2 separate regions of the Homo sapiens genome follow, and region 2 is linked to region 1. The links are chromatin loops, found by intact Hi-C in ENCODE. Cell type or tissue: GM12878. All regions are shown on one strand. Each heading gives the region's core, and the rest is flanking DNA. Links, peaks and the distances in the headings are about the cores only. Region 1 holds the start of HOXC10 (homeobox C10). Region 2 overlaps LOC105378250 (a long non-coding RNA gene).

Region 1 (11,719 bases), core at 2,006-10,005:
AAACAAAAAACCATCCATTTGAGGATTATGATTCTGGAAATTTATTAGGTTTTTTTTTCTCCATTAAGGAAGCTACATGCAAAAGATACAACATACAGAATATCTTTAAATAACACAACTCCCAGACAGGGACAGGACAATATTTGGGGGGGGGGGCATTCTGTCTTTGCTTTGCTATGTTCTATTTTTAATTTTTTTGTTCCTCTGGATGAAATTTCTGAGATGTTACTAGATGGGGGATGTGGGGGTGCTAGGAGGGGTGGGAGAAAAGCAGAAAGCAGTACAAATACGAGACTTCAAGCAGATTCTTAGAGCGACTGGGAGGTAAAGACATGGAGAGGGTTTGGTGGAGGCTCTGGGTGCTACGACAAACACACGAACACTAGCCGAACTTTCCAAAACGTCTATTAGTCTAAGGAGGAAATGCAGCAAGGAAGGAACGATTCTGCCTGTGCTCTGCGAGATTACAGACCCTCTCTGGTTAATTTTTTTCCTTTTTTTCCCCTACAAGCGGATGGATTCGATCTTAACTTTGCATGGAGAACAGAATGCTGTGTGTGAGTGCGTGGGTGAGTGAGGGCTTGACACACACACCAGCCACACTCCCACCCCCATCTATGAGGGCACACACCACACCCCACATCCCGGCACCCCATTTCTCATGCTTTAAGTGGAAGCATCTTCGCAGCACGAACCACAGGTCCCTTGGAAGGAGAGTCTGAGGTCTTTGCCTTTTTTGCAGTCGCATTGCATTTATACTCAGGGAGGAAAAAAAAATATATCACCAGGCACAAAGGGAGGAGGGGCGGGGAGAGGAAGGAGCGGGAAGGGAGGAGGAGAGGCCGCGCTCTCAGGTGAAATTAAAATTGGAGGTCAGTTCCCGGATCCGATTCTCTCGGTTCATTTTCTTGAGTTTCATTCTGCGATTTTGAAACCAGATTTTGACTTGTCTGTCTGTAAGGTTAATGGTCTTGCTAATCTCCAGGCGGCGCTCTCGCGTCAAATACATATTGAACAGAAATTCTTTCTCCAATTCCAGCGTCTGGTGTTTAGTATAGGGGCACCTCTTCTTCCTTCCGCTCTTTGCTGTCAGCCAATTTCCTGTGGTGTTTTCTGCCTTTATCTCCTCTGTTAAAAATAACATTATTTACATAAGTATCCCTCGAAGTCGAAAACCCTCTCAGCGCTGCAGCCTTTGCCAGCCTGCTGTGGGGTGGCTGAGGGAGCACAGGGGAGCTGCTCTTGCCCCAGGGGCCTGGCGGTGGGCTCCTCTTAGGCTCAAGGTTCTTACAATTTCTTTGGGGTTTAGACTTAGGGAGATAAAGGGAGGAAGTTCTTGCCTCCAAGCATTTATTAAATTTAAATTACCCAAGTCCACCTTAATCTAAAAGATCCTGAGTACCCTGGCTTTCCCCCAGCTGGCTGACCCTGGCAGATTCCCTAAACCTTGCCAGATCCCCCCTTCTCTCTGTTCCATTCCAGCTCTGGAAAAATCCAACCAGATGGAAAAGCATTTTCCAGGCCCCAGACCAGAGCAGAGTCCACCCACAGACCAGAGAAATTCCCAGAGAGCTTTGACCTGTTTCAACTCAGTGGAGGGACTTTGTTCCAGGATCTGTGGCCAGAGGCCACTGCAGTGGTCCCTGTCCTGGGCCCCCAGCTCTTACCCCAACCTGAGCTGCCACAGAGTGACTCTGCTCCCTTAGGTCTCCCATTGCCATCTCTTCCTCTCTTAATCATTTCTCCCAGGTATGTGCAGCTGAGGGGAGCTTGTAAGAGCAGCAGAGGTCAGGGGCAACAGAGCTGGGGCAACCTAAGGGGTCCTCAAACAACTTTCCTGGCCAAAGGACCTAAGGTCAAGGGAGAGACATATCCTGAGGAAATGCAGCCTCCTAGAAACCCCCTGCCCAGTCTGTGCATACGTAGATGTGTATGCCTGCAAGTACACATGTATACCTGCAGAGATACACACACCTATACACATAAGTACACACACATAGATATGTACATGAGTCTTTTTTTGTAAGGAGATACTATAGAATACTGTGTATTTCCCATGAGCTTATTGACAGCCTCTATCCCTGACACACATTCTTGCTGAAATGGACCAGCCTTGCTTCTCAAGTAGCAGAAGGGAACCTGGCCATCTTTTTAAGGGCAAAAAACAGAGTCCAAAGACCTGAGAGGACACCCAGCAAAGGACTCTGCTGATGGCTCTGAGCTCTCTCTCCTCCCTATTCCAATGAGGCTGCCAGGTTCCTGGATCTTATCTTGTTGGGGGCGGGGTGAGGCGGGGGCCTAAGAGGAACCAGAAAACACACAAAAAAGGCAAACTTGAGGTTGCAGTCTAAAAAAATCTGAATGTCCCGAATTTTCTCTCCTGTCTCTGCACCTGCAGCTTCTTGCCAGATTGTTTACAAGCTCTCCACATCTAACTACGTCCTGTTTATTTTCTTACTGGAGTTGTTAGGTTTGGTGGGGTGGGGGGACAAGACAAATTATAAATGGGGAAGTTTAATCAAAAGCTCTCTTGCCTCTGGCCTGGTGGAGACATCAAAACAGGAGGAGAGGAAAGAAGGGCACAGAGAGGGTACAGGGTAAGAGGGATTCCTTGGGGTGGGAGGGATTAGGTTGCTGTGGGGACAGCTAGAGGAAAGGGAGAGCCTATGGGAATGGGTGCAGGTCGAGTTAAGAGGTGAACTTGTTAACCTTGACTTTGCTTTTGGTGGGGGCTAGAATGCAGGTTTTCCTGCCCCAAATCTGCTCCCTAACCAAGCTCAGGGTCTGTAGAGAGGGTATAAGATTAAACCTTCACACTGCACACGTGCCAAACGAAAGGCTTTGAGGCTGTAGGCGCCTCACTCTCCCCCTTATCCTCATGAACACACCAGCGCTCATCTTCCAGTCAGTGTCTCTATGGGGATGATTTACCAAGACCACCTTTGCAGACCCAAGGGGATGAGGCTCTGCCCTTGCCCGCCAAAAGAGTGCCTGTGCATGTGTGAGCGGGCATGCGTGAGTGTGCAAGGATCATGCAATATGGATGTGCGTGAGTGTGGCACAGGTCGCCCGTAGGCATGCGTGTGCGTCGCATCCATATACAAAGCACCAGGAGATCCAGGCCGCCCCCAGCCTGCTCCGCTCTCAGTATTTCATCTTCCTCTACACCCAATGAGCCCCTTATATACTGTCACCAGTAGCCGGTGTTGTGGGGAGCAGGTTTATTCTTCCCCGTTGGTTGGGCCTTTTTCTGAGGCTCTTGCTACAACTTTTCAGGAAAAGTCGTTCCCCTCAGCTTTTCCTCCCCTGCTCCCGTTTCCTCCACATTCTTTCCCCAAGTATCAGAGAAAGATCCCGAAGGCCCCCAGCTCCTACAGCAGAAATGAATCTTGAACCCTGAGCTTGAACTCTGGCTGGGCTTTCTCTCAACCAAAATTACAGTGAAATCCAACCAAAGCCACATTCCCTTTCAGGAGAAAACCTCTTGCCACGCACACAGAAATTTCCCAACCACTCATTTGTAAGCTGCTTTTGGAAACCAATGAAAAAAGATAATTTAACTAGAAAAAAATGGAAAAGAAAAAATTAAAAGAGGAAACAGAAAACTTACAACATTCCAAATGCCCTGTTCCAACGCCATCCAAGCCAGGCATCTGGAGGAGGGAGGGACGTGGCGGGCAGCCCTTCACCTCCACCTCTTCCGGCTCCAGCCTCGCTGCCCAAGGCCCCCGGCCGAGCCAAAAGCCGCAGGAGCCCAAGCCGCACGCACAAATCAGACCCACAAACAACAAATCGCGTTTCGCAGGAAACAATTTTCAACTGGGAAAACGCAGTAAAGAGAACTCCCCCCATCTCCCCAGCCTTCCCTAGTCCCTGGCCCAAGATCGCCATTTTAGGCTTTTTGCAAGCCCCTGACCTGAGCTGGGGGACGTCAGCTCCCCAGGACACCAGCATTGAGAAAGCAAACCACAGCCAGCACGCGCCTGGGAGCAGCCACCCGTCCGGTGCAGCACACTGCGCCTGCAGGCGGCCCGCGGTGCGCACCGCCCCCGCCTTAGCACCCATGGCCGGGGCAGGGCCGACACCTCCACGTCGCCGCTTACCTTCCCCAGCTAAGTGACGCGCCACCAGCCTGGAGCTCAGCGGACGCTAGTCGAAAGCCAGGGTCGCATTCCCGAAATGGTCTGGGGCCTCCTGGGCCCAACCCTCTCCCCTGCCCCCCTCCCCGGCCGCGAAGACCAAGTGCCGGAACGTCCCAGTGGCGCCCGCGGCCCAGGCGGCCTTACCTTTCGCTTCGTTATCCGAGGTGTCTGGGCTGGAGTCGGCAGCTTTGGCCCTCTCCTTTTCGCTCTCCGAGGGGCTCCCTTTAGGGCCCGCCAGGCTCTGCTCCGTCTTGATTTCATTGGGGCTGGGGGTCTGGCTGTCGGACTTGGGGGTCTCAGGGAAACTCACTTTGCCCCCCAGCTGAGGCGATTCCAGATGTTCGGCGCGCGGGTTGAGACTGGCCCGCTGCTCGAAAGGGGCTTCGAAGTCGTTGGCCCCAGAACAGTGGGGCGTCTTGTCCAGCGCGGAGTAGCTCGGGCTGGCGCGGTAGTAGCTGGGCACGGGTACCTCGTGCTCCCCAAGGCAGGACTCCGGCAAGGGGTGGGAGTAGAGAGCTGCCTCGGGGCCACTTTTCGCCCGCTTCTCTGCGCTGTACATGCAGCAGACATTCTCCTCCTTGACACTAGGTGGGTAGGAGCAGGAGGACAGCGGCCTGCCAACAGGTTGTTCCAGGCGATAGGCGGCTTTGGGGTCGCCCCAGGAGTCCAGCTGCGAGAGGTAGGACGGATAGGTGTTGAGGGCGAGGCTGGGGCTGCTGCCCTCGTCCCTCTTGGAGAGCGAGGGCGCGAGCCCGCAGCCCCTCATCACCCCGCAATTGAAGTCACTCCCAGACTGCATATACATGCCTGCGCTCCGGCTATAGCGCTCTCCTCCGCCGGGCGCAGCCAAGGGCTCCGCGTACGAGTTCGGAGTTACATTGCGAGGGCATGTCATTTTCAGAGAGAGGGGTTTTTAAGGAGCAATACTACAGCGGAGGAGCTGACATCTTTTTTTTTCCCCATCCGGGAGGGGGGGCGCGGTTGGAGGGGAGGGAGGAAAAAGAAGGGGAGGGGGGGAAATATCAGCTCCGTAATTATCCGCGCATTCGGTTCTCACCATGTGACGGCTAGACCAATGGGATTTGAAAATGGCCTTGATGATTCAGACGGCCGTGACGTCAGCGGGGTCAAGTTGTCGGCAGGCGGAGCGCGCAGAGTGGAGTAACAGCGCCATCTAGCAGCTGCCTCGGGGTAGGGGCACCGGAGCCCTTCCCCGCGAACAAAGGAAGCGCCCCCCGGGCGGCAGGGGAGGTAGAGGGGTGGAGGGGGGTGGGGGTGGGGGTGGGGGTTCTAGGAAGAGTGGGGTTTGTTTATCCAGTAACCAGCCTGTAACTCCTGGGGAGAAGGGGGCGGAGAGGGGGGAAATGCGGGAGAGAGGGAGAGAGCGAGGCAACCCGGGGCTCAAAACAGTCAAATTCAAATTAAAAGGTCGAGACACGAATCAGGTACTTCTCCCCACTCTTCATCTCCCCTTTCCATATCCCCGGACCCGACTCCCACTTCTTACCTTGGGGATGGGAGTGGGGTGAGGTTTGTGGGGGGGGGGGTTTGGGGGGATCTGATGAGCAGAGAAAGGGGAAAAAAAGTTAAGGAATACCAAACAGGACTAAAGTTTCTGCTCTCCCGCCTCCTCTTTTCCCCGGGCTTGGCCCTCGGGGCTGGAAGCTTGGGGGCCGCGGCGCTGGAGTTGCAAGTTTCCTGTGGGGGTTGACTGGGAATCTCCAGCCTCTAGGGTGGGCCAGGGAGGGGGTCACGGTCACTTCATGGCTGCTCGGAAAAGGAGGTTCCGAATGGACGCGGGGTAGGGGAAAGAGGAAGCCAGAGACCAGAGGCACCCGATCCCCGACCCGAGAGCTGTGGCCTGGGCCTGGCAGGGTGGGCGGCTCCTGGGTCACCATCTCAGGGGCCCACAAGGCTTTGGCCTTGGAGCCGGTTCTGCTGCTTTACTTCAGGCCCTGGCGGTCCTCGCTTTCCGCTTGACCTTGCCCCCGCTAAAACAGGGAATATTCCGGGAAAGAAAGAGGGAACCTGCGGAGCCTCGGTCAGTTTGGAGGAGTCACGTATCACACGGGAAACCAGCACACAAGACGCAACAAAACCCGACCCAGAGAAGCGTCCTTTACAGAGCGCACGGGCTGGGAGCATGTTTGAAAGAAGACAGACCAGTCTATTTTTGTGGTTGTTTTTAAATAAAAGGAAGAAATAAGGGGAACCGTATGTTTCAAACAGTTATTTCCGTTTCTCCATCGCCTTCTTCCAAAGCGAACTAAACTCTCCACCCCTTCCTCAGGAAACGGAATCTGGAGAACAACTTGTCTTTCCTGTCGCCCCACATTTTTCCTTGGACAGAGCCTAGGGTTCAGACTTTCCGAAGGGCTGGAGTTTGGCGGGGAAAGGACTGGAGCCCAGCGCCCTGGAGTGGAGGAGTGAGGAGGCTAGACCGTTTCTAAGGAGGCCCAAGCCCGCTGCGGCTAGAAGACCGCAGAAAGAAATCCGCCGAATTTCCCCATCCAGGGGTGGAGAGAGAAGACGCAGGGGTTCCTGAACCTCCGGAAAACTGGAAGGAAATGTGGAGTGTATGATTTGCTTGCAGGACCGGCCAGGGGAGATTTGAAATGGTTTTGTGTTTTCATATGCAGGGTCACCGTGGCCTCAGCATGGGGGTTATCCAGGGCAAGGTTAGGCTGTTTAGGCCCCAGACTTGGGACAGTCCGGGCAGCAGTCAATCCAGGGAGCCATTTGTCCCACCGCCCATCCCGCGGGAAACGGGCGAGACTTTATGGCCACTCTGTTTGTATTATCTGCATTAGTCTTTCCCCACCAGTTTGATCGAAACCGTTCCCTTTTACGAGGACCCAACGAAAATTTCCCGTCATATTTATCAGCCAGGGATAAAAATTTAGTATGGGAACTGATATTTCCTCATTTATGGGACGATGAAATTAAATACCAAAGCAATTGAGAATTATATGGCTTTGGGGGTTCCCTCCCCCCTCTTTCACGTCTCCTTTATTTTCCTGCCTGGTGTGCTTTTCCCAGGAATTTAGCGTCCCAGTTCCCTACCCTTACCCCCCACTTTGGAGTCTGGTGGGTCCTTTTCCCCACGGCCAAGTGGCCCTTGGCCACCTCAGCCTTTTCTTTTTTTTTTTCTCTGGGTGTTAGTAGCTGGGGGCCAGGACAGTGCTACCCGAGCCTCTGCCCAGGCCAGCCAGGACAGGCTGGGATCAGAGAAAGGTTTCCAGGGAAGAGCCGCAAAGGGTTTGAGCCCAGCCTGGGAGGGGGTGAAGGAGTCGGCAGGAAAGGGTGAAGGAGATAAACTTCAGACAAGCCCCAAGGCGTAGCCTGGGGAACCAGCAGACAGGGAGCAGACCCATCGGCCTCAGGGGTCCCACCACCCAACCTCTTTCCAAGCCCACCTCTCACCTTAGCCAAGGGAGAGGACAGAGTCGCTTCGGAATTATCGCCATCATTAATGAAAATAATACTCCAGGGAGGAGCCTCCCGCCTCGACTCCCACCTCCTCACAAGACAGAATAGTGTTTAAAGTTGAAATAATTAGAAGTATGATAAACACGGCCGATTAATGAAAAAAGAAATCAAATTCATCAGCCTAAGTGGGACCCCCGGTGGGACAAATGTTTGCCTCTAATTACGCAAGATAAACGAAAACCCGGTGCTGCTAAACTAGAGCCCGCTCGGACGCAGACCTGAATAACTTGTTGGGTTTTCACAGACTTTGAGATTCTGCTTCAGTGGAGGTAAAAGGAAGGAAAAAGTGAGTGTTTTATCCTGGCGAAGGGAGCATTTGTGCGGGCCTGGGTCCCAGCCCTGCCCCCTTGGGCTCGGTCTTTCCCGAGGCCACGAGCAAAGGCTGTTTCGGTCCTATTGTCCGGGCCTGGCGTTCAAAGGCATGCGGGCCGCCACAGCGACCCCGCCTGCCGCCACTGCCAGGCACCCACCGCCCTGCCCCACAGGGCCAAGATCCTTCAGCCTGTGCCCTTGGCAACTGGATTAGGATCCAGGGGAGGCCTGTGTTGCTAGAATCACCCACATATGGACTTTTATTAATCCATTTCCCCAACTTTCCGAGGGCGCTGAGACACCTATGCCTATGCCTACGTCTGGGGCTCCCCCCTCTTACCTCAACTTGGGAACATGAAAATCCAGGGGCTGCAAGCCACAGTGGGGCTCAAGCTGTGCATACGACCTGACAAATCCCACCCAGGGCCAATGCCCTGGCCCCTTTCTCCCTTCCCGGGTACCCAGATCCTGGAAAGGCAACAAGGACGGGGCTGGGCCTCCTTCTGTCTGTGGGGCTGTGAGCAATGCAGAGGAGGAGGGTTCAGGAGCTCTGTGAATACTCTGGGAGGATCCAGCGGGTTCCACAGGGCAGCCCAAGGGCTGGGGCGCTAGGGGTCCCCACGTGAAAGCAGAAGAAGGAAAATATGCTCAATGAACAAAAAAGGACCTTTGTTGCTTTCTTGGCTGTAGCCCTCAACACACCCCAGAAGCACCCTGGTTTCTCCAGCAAAAAATTGGAGTTTCCCCAACAGGTTAAGAAAGTCAACTGGGAAATTCTGAAGATGAAGTGAAAAAGGAAGAATGTCTTTCCCTTTTGGGTTAAATAATAAAATAAAAATAAAGTGTGTGTATTGAAATCTTTTTAAGCAAAGAGGAAACAGAATCACACCAGAGATTGCAGGTTTTTTCCTCTTGCTTTGGAGGCCGAGATAAATCCTTCCCTTCCCAAAACTTGAAGAAAAGATTCGCTTTTCTTCTTCACTAGCACCAGGCTCTGCCCCAGCTGAATTGGGAGCAGGGAAATTCCAGGCAAAATTCGGAATGCCCAGAGACCCAGAAAAGAAAAAGATTTTCAAACAGGTACTAGAGGGAGGTAGGAGGCTGAGGACACTTAGCAGGGCCTCTGGTCTACTGTGGACCTCACAGCCCCCCAGGCAGCTCGGCCAGCAGAATCTCTCACGTCTTGACATTGCACACACTTGCACACAGATGCTACGGAGTTCAGCATCTATACACGTGTCTAACTTGCACTTAAATATGTGTACACAGCCACAGATATTCACTTTTACCCAAAGTGCTGTCTAAGATCTCCGAATCCCGAATTCTAATAACCCGCGCCAGTCTGACTGCTTCCTGGCCCTGCCGAAGCTGGCCAGTTATTTAATTTTGTCCCCTGAATTGAAACCAGACCGAAGACACCTCGGAGAGAAGCTTTGGGAGGAGGGTGGGAGGATGTCTTAGGGGCAGGCCCTGCCCCCCACTTTAGTGGTTTGCTTCTAAGTTGCCCCCAGTAAGTCAGGTTTCTAGCTAGAGTCGGGGCTGTGGTTAGGCTGGCTTGCTCCGGAGAAAAACACCGAACCTTTCTTACCGGTTAAGTTCCTTTTCAAAGATCTCTGTTTGCCTTCCTTTCCTTTCTTATTTTTCTTTTTTTTTCTTCTCTTCTTTCTTTCCTTCTTGTTTCATCCTTCTCTTTTCTCTTTATTTGCTTCTTTCTGTTTTTCTTTTTCTTTTTTCTTCCTGTAATTTATTTTTTCCTACTTTTTCCAATCCTTTCTCTTTCTTGTCTTCCTTATTTCTCCCATTTCCTTGTTTCCTTCTTTCTTTATTATACAATTAATTCTTTGCTCTTTTCTCTCTCCAATTATTTCCTTCCCCCTGACTTTCTTTCCTAGCCTTTCTTATTTTTCTCTGGTGTGCTGGGCTTAGTGAGGGGGACAGCACCAGGCTCAGTCGCATGCCTCCCTAGCCCAGCTGCTAAGGCTTGGAGTTGACCTTCTCCCGCCTACAGCCTTAGCTCAGCTCCTCCTCACAAGGCGAAGTGTAGGGCTGCCAGTCATCAGCAGCCAGGCCCCAGCAGTCGCCATTAGAGGGAGGAAAAATAGGATTCTGGGGCACATCCACACTAGTGCTGATGGCTTCTTGAAGTGCTAGGATTCAGGGGTCATGTATTTTCACTTCCATCACCCCAAAGGAGGCTTGTCTACCAGGCCTACCTTTGGAGAAGTCTGTCCCATCTTTGTCCTGACCTCCGGAGCTGAAACATTAAAATGGCCCAAAGTTGAGCCCAGTTGGTGCTCCCAAGGCTGGAGTCAGGGGAAATGAGCGAGTGGGATTTTGTCAGTCCCAGGTTGAGGGGCAGGTCCAGGGGTCATCCGTGGGCAAGGCCATCTCCCACATGGCCGCCTTTGTTCTCTGCTCCTGGACTGCAGCCCTGCTGGGCCCTCTGTCTCCTTTGGTCCTGCAACCACTGCAACCTCTGGGCAGGAGTTTCCTGGTATTTTGGATTCTTTCTTCAAACCCATTGTCGACTTCACAGGCGGCAGGCAGGAAGGCAGGGCTATGTGTGCAGAGACCCTCCCAAATCAGCAGTCTGAGTCAAGGTTATGGGTCTTTGCTTTGTGCAGTGGGTTGGAGGGGTGCGGTGCAGAGAGATGTGTGTGTGTGTGTGTGTGTGTGTGTGTGTGTGTGTGTGTGTGTGGAGAGAGAGGGAGAGAGAGAGAGTAGTGCCTACAGGAGAACAAGAGGGTGTGATGGGGGAAGGTCTTGTCATGCTGATATTGTCCAAACTTTTAGAGTTTGTAAAGGTGCAAGAGCAGAGTGGACAGGACTCTGTCCAAAGAGGCTCCAAAGCTGAGTCCAAGATGGGCTTTAGGAAGGATTGACTCAGATCTTCAAGCCTTTTTGCCTTAGACAGAGAAAGGCAGCTCCATACACTCCCTTCCCTGCACTGCCACCCCTCAGAGCCCCTCTCTCCCCTGCCTTTCAAAGACCTGTGATTTCATCCTATGGCAAGACCAAAACTTACTTTTTTTTTTTTAAGGGATGGGGAATCTTGTAAAATTTTTATGCCAAACAAAGTTATAAAAACTTCCTGGGCGTTGCCTTTTCCAAAGGTTTATATGAATAATAAAGAGTGCAGTCGCGTGCACTGGTTCTGGCGGGCTCTCAGTAGGGAGGGGTTAGCAAACAGCATTATCCAACCCTGGGGCACCAGAAAACCCCAGTAGCTCCCCCCTTCAGGGAATACTGGCCCAGAAACAATTGCCCTACGGATTCCTGAGAGAGGCGGGGAAAGCGAAGGGGTGGTGCCCTTGACTCCCTTGAAGTTCAAAGTTCTTCTTTACTCTTAAGAGAAGAGCCCTTTCTGCTCTCAGCCCACTCGAGAAATTAGCCCAAGGTAGTTTCTCCCCTTCTGGTTGAGAACTGGCTCTAGGTATTCCCAACTCTGTTCACCTTTCAGACACCTGGTTTGCACCTTTTGCTCCCCCAGAACAGGGCTCCCCAATCTTTCCATCTGGGACAACTAGAGCCAGGGAGTTTTCTCTCAGAGGTGCTTGGCAGGGGTTTCGAGTCTTCTTACAAGGGGCCCTTGCATCGCCATTCCTCAGCCACCTAAGAGTCTAAGTGACAAAGAAACCCCAAACTCAAGGCTACTCCTAAACCCATTTCTCATTTCGAGTGCCCTTGATTCCTCCTGCACCCCAAAGCCCATGGTGGAAGGGGGAGGGGCCCAGAGTGCTCTCTCAGCCCACACCACTTAATACCCTTGTAAACTC
Region 2 (11,719 bases), core at 2,371-10,370, 190 kb after region 1:
GAGTCAGCACAGGCTGAAAACAGAGGGTTTTGTTCAAAGAGAAGTCTGTGATGCAAGCTCTAGGGAAACAATGTGTTCCTTGTTTCTTCACCCCCTCCCCACCCATCAGGCCTTCACCTCCCTATTCTCCCCACACTCTAGTCGGATCATTGACCAAGTCTTTGGTCAGAATTAAGACAATAGAAGCAGCCTCCTAAGAGCTTCTGGTTTCCATCTATCCATTCTCTACTCAACAACCTTAACTTTCACCATCATCCTGACTTATCCCCTTGTGGGAGGCCAGCAGTGGCTCACAATTGTCCCTAATTTCAAATCGCTATTCCTCAGCTTAAGTTTCAGAGCTTAACTTTATGCTATGATTCCACGATGCTCACTCTTTGCTTTCAGCAAAGCAAATCTGCTTCTCTTCTCTCTGCCTCCAAAGACATAGACCTCTGACACATTATTATGTCTTTTTATCTATCCATTCCTTTCTTTCAAAAGGTCTATGTCTTTCTTTCTTTCAAAGCCTGCTCAGTATTCTCCTCCAGGAAGCCTTCCCTGAGTAAGTCAAATTTCTAATTCCAACACCACTTTTATACTATGTACTCTTAGTATCTGGTATCCAATGTACAATTTTATTTGTCTGCATTTATCTGGCTCTGACTTGTATAGCCTGACTCCTTCTTAAACTAAGAGCTCCTCCTCCCCCTCAATAATATTTTGAGTGTTTTATGTTCAGAATCAAGCACAAAAAGAGTCCAAGTTGCAGAGTTATAAAAAACAGAGTGGGCAACCTGGGGAGGGAGGAGGTGGGCAGTGATGGGTAGAAGATCACAAAGGTGGGAATGTGGGATGTATATTTGATATAGGAGGCACCAGGACACAAGGGTACCATCATTAAGTTTTTCTTCATTGTTCATATGCACATACTTCTGGGCTGGGTGTTATACAGAGAAATTACATAGATAGTCTTTTGCACTTTAAGGCCTCATAAAATAGTCACAATGATATAATAAATAAAGGACAAATGAATCCAAAAAAAAGAAAAAATCAAAAGATAATAGGCTGAAATATGAAATTATAATACCCCACAGAAGTCAATGTAATTGAGAATAAGGACCAAGACGTGTGCAAATTGAGAGAGGAGGACGGAATTTTAAAATTGAGGTGGGAGAGGGGTAGGAAATGGGGGGGCGTTCCACGTCCAGGCACAGTGAGACCAAGGAAGTCACCAGCTCTCCTCTAGTCCAGGAAAGCATCCTTGAAAAGAAGGAACTTTTTGAATGCCTTGAATGACAGGAAATAGATGACTTACTAAGAGCCTCACCCTCTTTGAAAGAAAGTAGAAAGTAAACAAGCAGAAGGGGAGCATGGCAGATATGCCTGGGCCAGGCAGCAGCAGGATTTTTCTTCAGTCCCAGTCCTTCACCACTCAGCACTGTGGTCCTAGGCCCTAGCGTTCCCTGGAACAGAGCATGTTCCCAACAGGACTGGACTGGTTGGAATGAGTTCTACCCCACCCCCAGCCCCAAATCCCTTCTACTCCCTACTAGAGGGCAGAACTTCAAACCCTGAAATCAATCCCCTCATCAATACCACTTACAACGATATCATCCTTTACAATTCTCAAAGCACACTCATATGTACAATCTCATGTGAGACTCCCACTCCCTACTGAATCTCTATTCCACCCGCCATGCATAATACTGAAACTCTGTATCACAAATAGACATGGGGCTCCTAGCACCTATTTCACAGTGTCTGGTAGCTAGCTGGTGCTCATGAAACACTAAGGAATAAAGGGTTGATTAATAGATCAAATGTCTAACTTCAACAAAATGGGATGAAATTTAATATCATAAAGGACTTCCTGACCCTGTGAATGGAAATCTCTGAAGAGCCAGAACCAGTGATAGTCACAGAATTGGTCCACAGCTTCTCAGGCCAACATGGTACCTCCAAAATGTCTTTTCCTCTAGCCTTAGCTTCTGAGAAAGAAAAGAAAGTGATATTTATAGTATCCCTACTAGGTGCCTGTCATAGGTACTTATATATACAGTAACTCATTTATCCAGGCCATACTCCAGCCCAGCCCTTCCAGAAAGGTTGCTTATACCTTTTTCTTTAATATCTTACAGAGGGTAAGCAAGAGGGTAACTTCACACATGTGCCTTCCCACCTCCATTATTGAGGCTTTCCTTTTGAATAAGGGCATTACTTTATGGTGCAGTTTAAACCCCTTTGCATTCAAAGCATCTCTCTTATAATCCCTGCCTTAGCAAGCTTCCCTGCCTTACCCCAGCACCCCTACATACATCCCGCATATACGTTGTTTTCTTCTGCCCTATGTTCCTTGCTTCCCTTTCCATGTCAAAGGCAAATAGCCCTCCCTAAACCACAAAAAGGTAGATGCAAAGAAAGAGAGGACACGGGGATAAGGTAGAGGACTTGAGCCTGGAGAGACTAACGAGGGTGGGAGGAGAGAGCCACCCGCCCTCCGTCAAGGTGGCTTTGCCTGCAGTTTTTATTATGCATCGATTTTCTTATCCATCTTCTTTAGAGCCTCTTAGATCTTCAGGCTGCGGCTGTTTCTCCAAATTGTCATTCACTCCAAGCTCTCTAGCTCCTTGCAGCAGCTAAGGGAGGGAGATGGGGCGGGGGGTGGCAGGAGAAGGCAGCCGAGAGGTGAATGAGGGTTGCTAAGTAACCGTTGCCAAGGAGCCAGTACCAAGGAGCATCCCAAGCCGCCTGCTTATTCCAACCTACCCCCCTTCCACATTCTCCCTCACTTAAGTTCTCTCAGGTCTATAAAGCAGCTTGATTTTGTCACCTTCACCAGCTGCAAAGCTTTTTCCTCAGCCCTTGAGATGCAGGGCTGCAGAATCCAGTGCCTGAGGATCTCACATTCCTAGACCTGAGCTGGTCATCATGGGCACCCTTCTGTCTTTCAGATGGCACCATTAAAAATAAATGATGACAATATTTAATTTGATTAACAAAAAGGAAGGTCCTGTCTGCATAGGCAGGTTACTTGTGGTAGCCTGTTCAGAGGGTGGACACAGGGAGCAAATGGAGACCAGAGAGTGTCTGTCTCCCTGAGACAATTTGAACCTCCTTAGGGAAGCCCCACTACTCCATCTGAAATTTTGTGAATTCTAAGAACACAATATATGTTCTGTTTCAGGATCAATTCTAAACTAAAATGGCATTTTGGTTACTTAAAAATTTGATTATTAATTAGGTTTATCCATGACTGTCCCCTCAATTGATGCAGAGACTCCAGAAAGTGCTACATAATATTTTATTTAAAACTTGCCTTATTAATTCCATTTAACTCAAATAAATATTAGAAGTTCTATAGTAGGGCTAGCACAGAGCAGGGAGAATTGGTTTGGGCAAGGAGACTGTCATTGAGTTGAACTAGTCTAGGATTCAAACTCTGCCACAAATAATCCAGAAAACAGATGATCATTCTTCTGCCAACAACCCCAGACACCCCGGAATCACCATCCCTCTGAGGCGGTGTAGAGGAGATTAGGTAATGATCACAGATTACTCTGGATTCTTATAAGGTTCACTACTTCCAGATTGACTACGGGCATTCTCTTCACTAAACCCACAGTTCCTATCATATGCCACACATTGTTCTAGGTACAGCTAAAAAGCATTTCTGTCTGTGTTCAAAAGGGTCTCTCAGCCATCCTCCTATCATTACTGAGAAAAACGGTTCCACCATCTCCTTCAAAATCTACCAGTTTTCCACAGCTGATAGTCAATACCTCTTAGATGTTCCAGATGCTGCTTCAAACCAAACAGGGGCACTAAGGATAAGAAGAATTCTTTTTACCTAAAGATCTCCAAAAGATAGTTGTACAATATAGCACAGTGGTAGTGAGGAGCAAGATTTTAGAGTCAAATGGGCATAATTTCATGAGCAAGGAACATCAGACCCTTAACTGTAAAACAGGAATAATGCTGCCTATTTCACAGACTCCTTGTAGAATTAAATAAGATGGAGTATGTACCCAGTATTAATGTATTATAACTGCTCAATAAATAGTTGTTGCTGCTGTTATTATCAACATCATTATTATCTCTGGCCTACTCATAATAGGATAAACGAACAAATAAAAATAGGAATCCCATTCACCAAAGAACCTGTAGTCACCATGTTTCTGTAGCCACCCAACTTCCAAAATTGAGCTATTATCAACTAAATGAAGGCAAAGGCTGAGGTTATGTCTAAGCAATAATGTGGCCAGAGAAGGTAACCTATGCTGAGGCTGGGATAGAGCAAGAGTCTAGGATATAATCATGCCCCCTACCACCTCCTTAAGGATCACCACTTACATTATAAGCCCACGAAGCAAATTCTGAATTAAGAAATTGAGAAGAAAGAATGGGTAAGAAAATGCTGCTCTATAGGACTAAGGAGTTCCCTTTCTCTGTCCCTTTATTCTAACCACATTTTATTTAAGTCTCTATCACCTTCACCCCTGCCCCATCTATTAGGAAAGATGAGTCAGGAGGTAACTGCCCCTTAGGCCACCCATGTCAATGTCTAGCAGGTTCTTCCTGCTAGTCCTTCCTGATGCCTAACCACAGTGACTTCTGCTGTGCCCGAAGCCCACTCCCTCATGCACACTGCCCCTATAACTTATCTTCCCACCTCCTCAAGCTTAGAATCATAGATGAAGAAAATTGGGAGGGAAGAAAGGGAATGGAAATGAGAAAGCAAGCAAGCAAGAAGGACTGGCCAGGTGGTGGATGGAAGGAGTTAAGAGGATTGGAGACAGGGGTGAGCGGGGTTGCAGGGGAAGAATGGAGTAGAGTGAATGAAACGTACAGAACAGTCTCCCTGACTCTGCTCCGTGGTTATAGAAAGAAATAGGCCTGGTGAGAAGGGGGAAAAAAGAAGAGGAGAGACTAATGGGGAGATAGGCAGACAGCTGTTCACAGGAAAGGGAAATGAGTTTAGGTCTAAGAGAGAAATTCCCAATACAGATGCTGCCTTGGTGTTGCAGAGCCTGCTGTGGAAGAGACTTGGGACTTCAAGATGTTCCCCTGACTGACGTGGGCCATAGGAGTGTCTGCTCAGGGGTAACTTGACAAGATAAACTCACATGATGTGGAGTAAAGGATCAGGGAAATTATTAGCAATGTGGTTTTTTGGAAAGTAGTTGAAAAAGGATAAAGCATGAGAGCAAAGTAGTTGATAGAGACCATGATTTTGACTAAAGTCTCATCTTCTATCTCATCCCCTCATTCAAGGAACCCAGAGAGGATAATCTAACCCTCTTTCTTCCTCCAGCTCCCATCCTTTCCTCCTCTCCTACTGTTTTTGAACATAGTTCCTCGGGAAAATCTGTCATATTTGCCTGCACTAATGTCACCCTGGCACCAGAATCCACACTGGCCTGCACTGAGCCCTGTTCCATCTGCTTAAAAAGGGAACAAATAACAGGGCCACCCACTGAGGGATAGACTCCAAAGGACTTCCAGCCAAGAACTAAGATAGTAAGATAATAATAATCTAAGAGATTATTAACTCTGTGCCCTATCTAAATCTGGGATCCGTGGGTTCAGGAGTCAGCTTAACTATTCCACTCCCTCCATATATGTTCTTGTTTCACTCTTCCTTTCCTCTTTCAAGCAATGTTACTTTCTCTTCCACCTCATTTACCTTGCACCCACAGCATAAAGTTCCTGACCAGACCTAAAGCCAACTTCAGTGTATAATCTCAGGTTCTGGCCCAAGTGCAGATGGAAGAAGCTGTGCAACTGCTCTTCCATGCCTCATACTTTAGGTGATGTAAGTGATCCAGCTAAGACAAGAATTTAGCTGTTTGACTTCAAAGGCTATGGAGGTACCACTATTCTAAAGTCCGTGTCCATCTCTGATGATCAGAAGTCTGTCTTATGCACAACCTTAGCAGCTAGTAGGAATTGCAGTTCTTTCTCTTCTAAGTACCTCTTCAAAGCCAGCAATATGAGTCCTCTAAGTGCATGAGTGGAGCAAAGAGGTACGGTTTATCTTGAAGCAAAAGTATAATCTCTATCCTTGTTCAGGATGTTGCTTGCAGAGAGGCTGGTCTCAGCGGGGTGGGAGAAGGCTGAAGAGAGGTGAAGGCTACAACTTTAATTAGAGAAACTTGCATTAACTGAAGTAAGAACTTCTCAGCAGTCTGAGGTGTTCCTCAGCATGACCAAGGAGGTCAAGTCCTTTGTGAGAAGGGGAATGATTATTCCTGAGCTAACAACCGAAGTGTGTTATCCCAACAGGAAGCAGTGGTGGGGCATGTGATCAATACTCTACAAGAGACATGAACTCATGCCACCAACTTGTACCAGGAGGAGAGGGGCAGGAACGTGGTCAAAGCAAGACCCTGGCAATGAAAGGACTACCTGAGGCTGCTGGGGAATTGGCAGACCGCATGCTTCTCAAAGCCTTGGTTGCCTTTAGCCTTATATCAGGATCCGGGAATGACCAAGAGGGTCTCTAAAGTCACCCAGGGGACATCCTTCCTCTCCTCAAAACCCTAAAGGCCCTGACCTGCTCCCCCAAGAAGTACAGAGCCCAGAACCTACTGAGACTGAGATGGGAGGCTAAAAGGAAGTCTCTGTGACAGCAATTTGTGTCTCCTTTTGTCTGCCTCTGTCTCCATCTCTTCCCCCAGCTTCTCACATCCCCAGTCATTATTTCAGAGGCCTCTACCTTGATCTGTCTCCAAGTCTCCTGCAAGATCAAAGCTCTTAACACCTGTTTTGCTTGCTGGCTCCTAGGCTAGAGAAGAGGGGGCAGGGTCCATCCTGAGGCAAGGGGAGGGCCCTGACTGTGCCTCTTCCCAAGGCAGAAGGGAGGGTGCAAGGGTGGCCCAAGGTAGGAGCCAAACCTAAGGCTCAGTTGGAACAACGCCCCCTGGTGGGAAGGCTGTCATTCTTATTCAATTATTGATTTTATTATTACTGTTATTCAGGTTATACATTGAATTAACTCATAATTATAGTAGGGTAAATATATTACAGTGACAAGAAAGGCCTTTCATAATCTTCTTATCTAAAGAAGGAAGATTCCCTGTTAGTCTCTATAGCAAGAACCTGTTTATGTCCTTCAGGTATTTATCATAATCTGTAATCATTTAATTGCTTGTTTTCTTGCTTATTGACTGTTCCGCACTAGAAAAAGCTCTATATTTAAATGAAAAAAAGAATGGATGATGAATAAATAAGTTATAAGGGAATAAACCTACCAGAGGGATAAAAACTTCCCTATAATATGATATATATCATGTCCAGATCTTAATAACAATAGTATCTTCTTTCTTAGCATTTTGACGTTTATTTCCAGATTTTTCTATGAACAATTTTTTACATTGCTTAAATAACATACACTTAAAAATAAAAATAATATACACTTAAAAAAATACACCATCATATACATTTTATGCTATTATAAACTCACGTAAATAGCCTTTTTATGACAACATATTAGAGTTCAAGTTGGAGTGAGATCATCATGTATTAACAATAATATCTTATTTTATTTATTTACTTATTTATTTTTGAGACAGAGTCTCGCTCTGCCTCCAGGCAGAGGAGTGGCGCAATCTCGGCTCACTGCAACCTCCGACTCCCTGGTTCAAGCGATTCTCCTGCCTCAGCCTCCCAAGTAGCTGGGATTACAGGCACGTGTCACCACGCCCAGCTAATTTTTGTATTTTTATTAGAGACGGGATTTTTCACCATGTTGGCCAGGATGGTCTCGATCTCCTGACCTCATGATCCTCCTGCTTCGGCCTCCCAAAGTGCTGGGATTACAGGCGTGAGCCGTCACGCCCTGCCAACACTAATGTCTTTAAAATATCCATAATGCCCTTACTTCCACATCTCTACCCATGGCCTCTTACTTACAACTGTATACCACTCATTAAATTTATTTTTTTGTTGTTGTTTTTTGTTTTTTGAGATGGAATCTCGCTCTCTTGCCCAGGCTGGAGTGCAGTGGCGTGATCTCTGCTCACTGCAAGCTCCGCCTCCCGGGTTCACGCCATTCTCCTGCCTCAGCCTCCCGAGAAGCTGGGACTACAGGCGCCCACCACCATGCCCGACTAATTTTTTTGTATTTTTTTTTTTTTAGTAGAGTCGGGGTTTCACTGTGTTAGCCAGGATGGTCTCGATCTCCTGACCTCATGATCTGCCCACCTCGGCCTCCCAAAGTGCTGGGATTACAGGTGTGAGCCACCGCGCCCGGCCGCTTCATTAAATTTATTTAACAATTGTTTGCTCTATGTTAAACATTGTGTAGAGAATATAAAATATTCAGGACACAGTCCCTCTGCTCCAAAAGCTTATAGTTGAGTAAGGGAGAAACAGAAGACGCACAACTATAGCTGACAATCAGTCAAAGGAGGATAGGAGTTGAAAGTAAAGAAATTGCTTCCAGGTAGGGCTATCCAGGAAGGCTCGGACAGGGGGTAACATCTAAGCTAAGCCATGATGATTGTGTAGGATTTCAGCAGTCAGAAATTGGGAGGAAGGAATTCCAGGGAAAAGACAGCTAATGGGAAGGAATTCTTGATTTTGGGGATCATTTGATATGGAACTGCTATTTATTATTAGAAATGCAAAGAACAGTGAAATTCAAGATAAAACTGCAGAAGCTTGAGGTTTTAAAAAAGGATGACAAGAACCAGGACCTGGATCCCAGTTCAGGTTCCATTTGTCCCCACGTCTATTGTATCCAGTGTTATTTAAGGAATGCATATAAGGTTCAAACAGGACAGGGTGCCCATTGTGCTTCCTTCTATATGTCTCTCATCTTCCCTCTTCCCCCACTGAGTTCTTTATTAACAATGAAATGATTTCTTAATCTCATTACTGAGAAAAGCACAAAGCACAGAAAAGCATATGCTACACAAATTAAGCTGGGTAATTTGCATACCTAGGGAAAGGGAGAAACCCCTCCCCCTTCCTTCTCCAGAGTCAATTTTCCTCGATCTTCTGACACCATATGTCAATAAATATCTATATTTCCTCATGCCCTGGACAGGAGATGCTGTTAAATGTCAAATATAAAGTAAAGTTTGTCATAAAAATCCCTCATAAAAAAATCTCCCAACTACCAGCATTGAAAGATGGAGGAAGGGAATTCCTGTGTTGTGTTTGCCTCCTAATAATGTTCAGATCATCCAGCTTTTTGCTTCCAGGAGCATCACAGACAATCTTTTCTTAAAGTTTTCTACAAAAGCATGCAGGGGCTTTCAACTCCTCTTACCATCCTTGCTTCTGCAAAAGTTTGTTCTCATTCTTTTTGTTTTTTTTTAATAAAACAGAACCACTGTTTAAATAACCAGTTTCTCATAATCTCAACTGTAGATGTATTTGTACATTTTTTAATTCTCCTCTTTCTGACAAAGTATAGAGGCCCACTTAGAAGCAAAGAAATAAATAAAACGAATTATCTGAGCACCTTCTATCAAGGGGTTCTAGGAGAGTGATGGTAGATGTGGGTGGTACTCATACAAGGGCGACTGTGTGTTAGGCTAGAAAGTAAAGGACAGGAGAGGATTGCCTTGTGGCTGCTGTTTCTCTTTCTCTGCAAACCTCCTCTGATTATAGCAGATTTATAAGGGCCCCAAAGCAGCCCAGCATCTTAGCCATAAACTTCCCAGAAAGAAAACTCATTGAAGTTCCCTTGAGAGGTGATGAAAAATAAATATCAGGGTTTGGTACAAACACATCAGCCAAGATCAGGGGTGGAAGGCAGCCAGTTCCCTATAGCTGGTTTAACTCATTCAGGATTTGTACACACACATACACAACATACACAAAAAGTCTAACAAATATGTTGATGGACCTACGGAGATAAGCATACCTTACTCTTTAATGCCTATTTCCAGCCCAATGCAAACATGTGTCCACAAAGCATGTATACACACATGACTTTCAATGAGTTATTTTATACCTAGCCCCTCACCCTTTCCAAGCTACTGACTGCAGGGTGGGACACAGTGAAGGTGAATGAGAGAATGTCTGAATATAAGCTTGCATGTGTCACTAAGTGTGTCTCTTCTATATTCCAAAAAGCAAATAGAAATTGTTTCTTTATTATTCACTGTTTGGATTATCTACTGTTTTTGATTACCTCTAAGTACACCATTAAGTTTCAATGATCATCTATCCCTTACTGAGCCACTACTCTGTGCAGAATATAGCTCAGGGGTTAGCAGCACAAGTTTTGCTCAAACTTGATGCAAATGCTAGCTTTACTACTTACCTTGCACAAATTACTTAACCTCTCTGAGCCTTAGTTTCAACTTCTGTAAAATGGGGATAACAATACTTACTTCATAGAACTGTTGTATTACCTTAGATAATCATGCAAAGCACTTAGAACAATGTATAGGGCACAGTACTCAACAAATGGTAGCTATTATCACCATCATTGTATTAGACATTTAAGATATATAAAGAATATACATGGGGCCCAGCGTGGTGGCTCACACCTGTAATCCCAGCACTTTGGGAGGCTGAGGCAGGTGGATTGCTTGAGGTCAGGAGTTCAAGACCAGCCCGACCAACATGGTGAAACCCCATATCTAGTAAAAAAAAAAAAAAAATACAAAAATTAGCCAGACATGGTGGCAGGAGCCTGTAATCCCAGCTACCCAGGAGGCTGAGGCAGGAGAATCACTGGAACTTGGGAGGCAGAGGTTGCAGTGAGCCGAGGTCACGGCACTGCACTCCAGCCTGGGTGACAGAGCAAGACTCCATCTCAAAAAAAAAAAGAATATATATATATATATATATACATATATATGAGTAAGCCGGGCATGGTGGCTCATGTCTGTAATCCCAACACTTTGGGAGGCCCAGTGGATGGATTCCTTGAGCCCACCTCAAGTTTGAGACCAGCCCACCTTGAGCCCACCTTGAGTTTGAGACCAGCCTGGGCAACATGGCAAAACCCTGTCTCTACAAAAAAAAAAAAAAAAAAAAAAAAAAAAAAATTTAATTGGCCCCGTGATGGCACACACCTGTAATCCCAGCTACTTGGGAGGCTGAGGCAGGAGGATCACTTGCACCCGGGAGATGGAGGCTGCAGTAAGCCATGGTTGCACCACTGCACTCCAGCCTGAGTGACAAAGCAAGATCCTGTCTCAAAAAAAAAAAAAAGAAAGAAAGAAAAGAATATGTGTAAGTAAAACAGATGTTCTTTTTCCTTGAGAGTTTTAGAAACCTAAGACAAGATAGATACATGGAGAGACAAAGAACATAGAAACTTAAAACTGTTATTTGAGACCTAAAATGCAACTTATTCTCCTAAATCTTAGCCCTATTTTGAAATTTTTAGCAAGGGTTTTAAAGCTCTGATGAAATTATTGTTTTCTTCTATCATTCCTCATCCCCATGCCCATCATCTTAAATTCACCACACATCCACGTAGCCTTTCATTTATGGAGCTGAATGGAGAATCCTTGGGATAGAAAAGATTTTGAGAGTTTATTTTGTGCATTTCCCTGTTTCAGAGCAGGAGCCCTCCTAGGCATTCCAAACCAAACTGAGGCACCCACATGCATGGCCAGAAAAACCTGGCCATCCCCTTCAATCCTCCCTTTAACTCCAGAAAATGTTTTATGTTCAATTTCAATCCATGCCGCTTCAATACTGATCTTTCCTTGTTATTTATTCTTATTGGAGGTAAAGTACACAAACCCTTCAAAAGCTTAAGAAAAGT

The links. Peaks named below come from ENCODE experiments on the same cell type or tissue, not always from the same donor. Only the 100,000 strongest peaks of a DNase experiment are listed, where the experiment ranks them.
Region 2: a loop joins it to region 1, with 2.2 times the contacts of the local background. A loop is called at or near these places in 11 of 110 quality-filtered maps.

The regions. Positions count from the first base shown.
Region 1 is chr12:53,978,578-53,990,296 of GRCh38, reverse strand. HOXC10 (homeobox C10) reads right to left here and starts at 5,151. Exons shown (of 2, transcript NM_017409.4): 1 at 4,287-5,151; 2 at 18-1,128. The coding sequence starts at 5,037. The coding sequence ends at 851. HOXC-AS3 (HOXC cluster antisense RNA 3) reads left to right here and starts at 4,778. Exons shown (of 3, transcript NR_047506.1): 1 at 4,778-4,821; 2 at 5,214-5,333; 3 at 6,143-6,346. RefSeq lists a silencer at 3,953-4,002 and enhancers at 3,487-4,367, 10,867-11,381. In GM12878, for the core only: a CTCF peak has its summit at 5,300; a DNase peak (open chromatin) is centred at 5,346; H3K4me3 peaks cover 326 bases; H3K27me3 peaks cover 1,961 bases.
Region 2 is chr12:53,787,092-53,798,810 of GRCh38, reverse strand. All of the region lies in intron 1 of LOC105378250 (a long non-coding RNA gene), which reads right to left. Among named protein-coding and RNA genes, the nearest start is that of CISTR, 41 kb to the right of the region's middle. In GM12878, for the core only: a CTCF peak has its summit at 6,892 (motif pointing left); no DNase peak of the experiment used is centred there.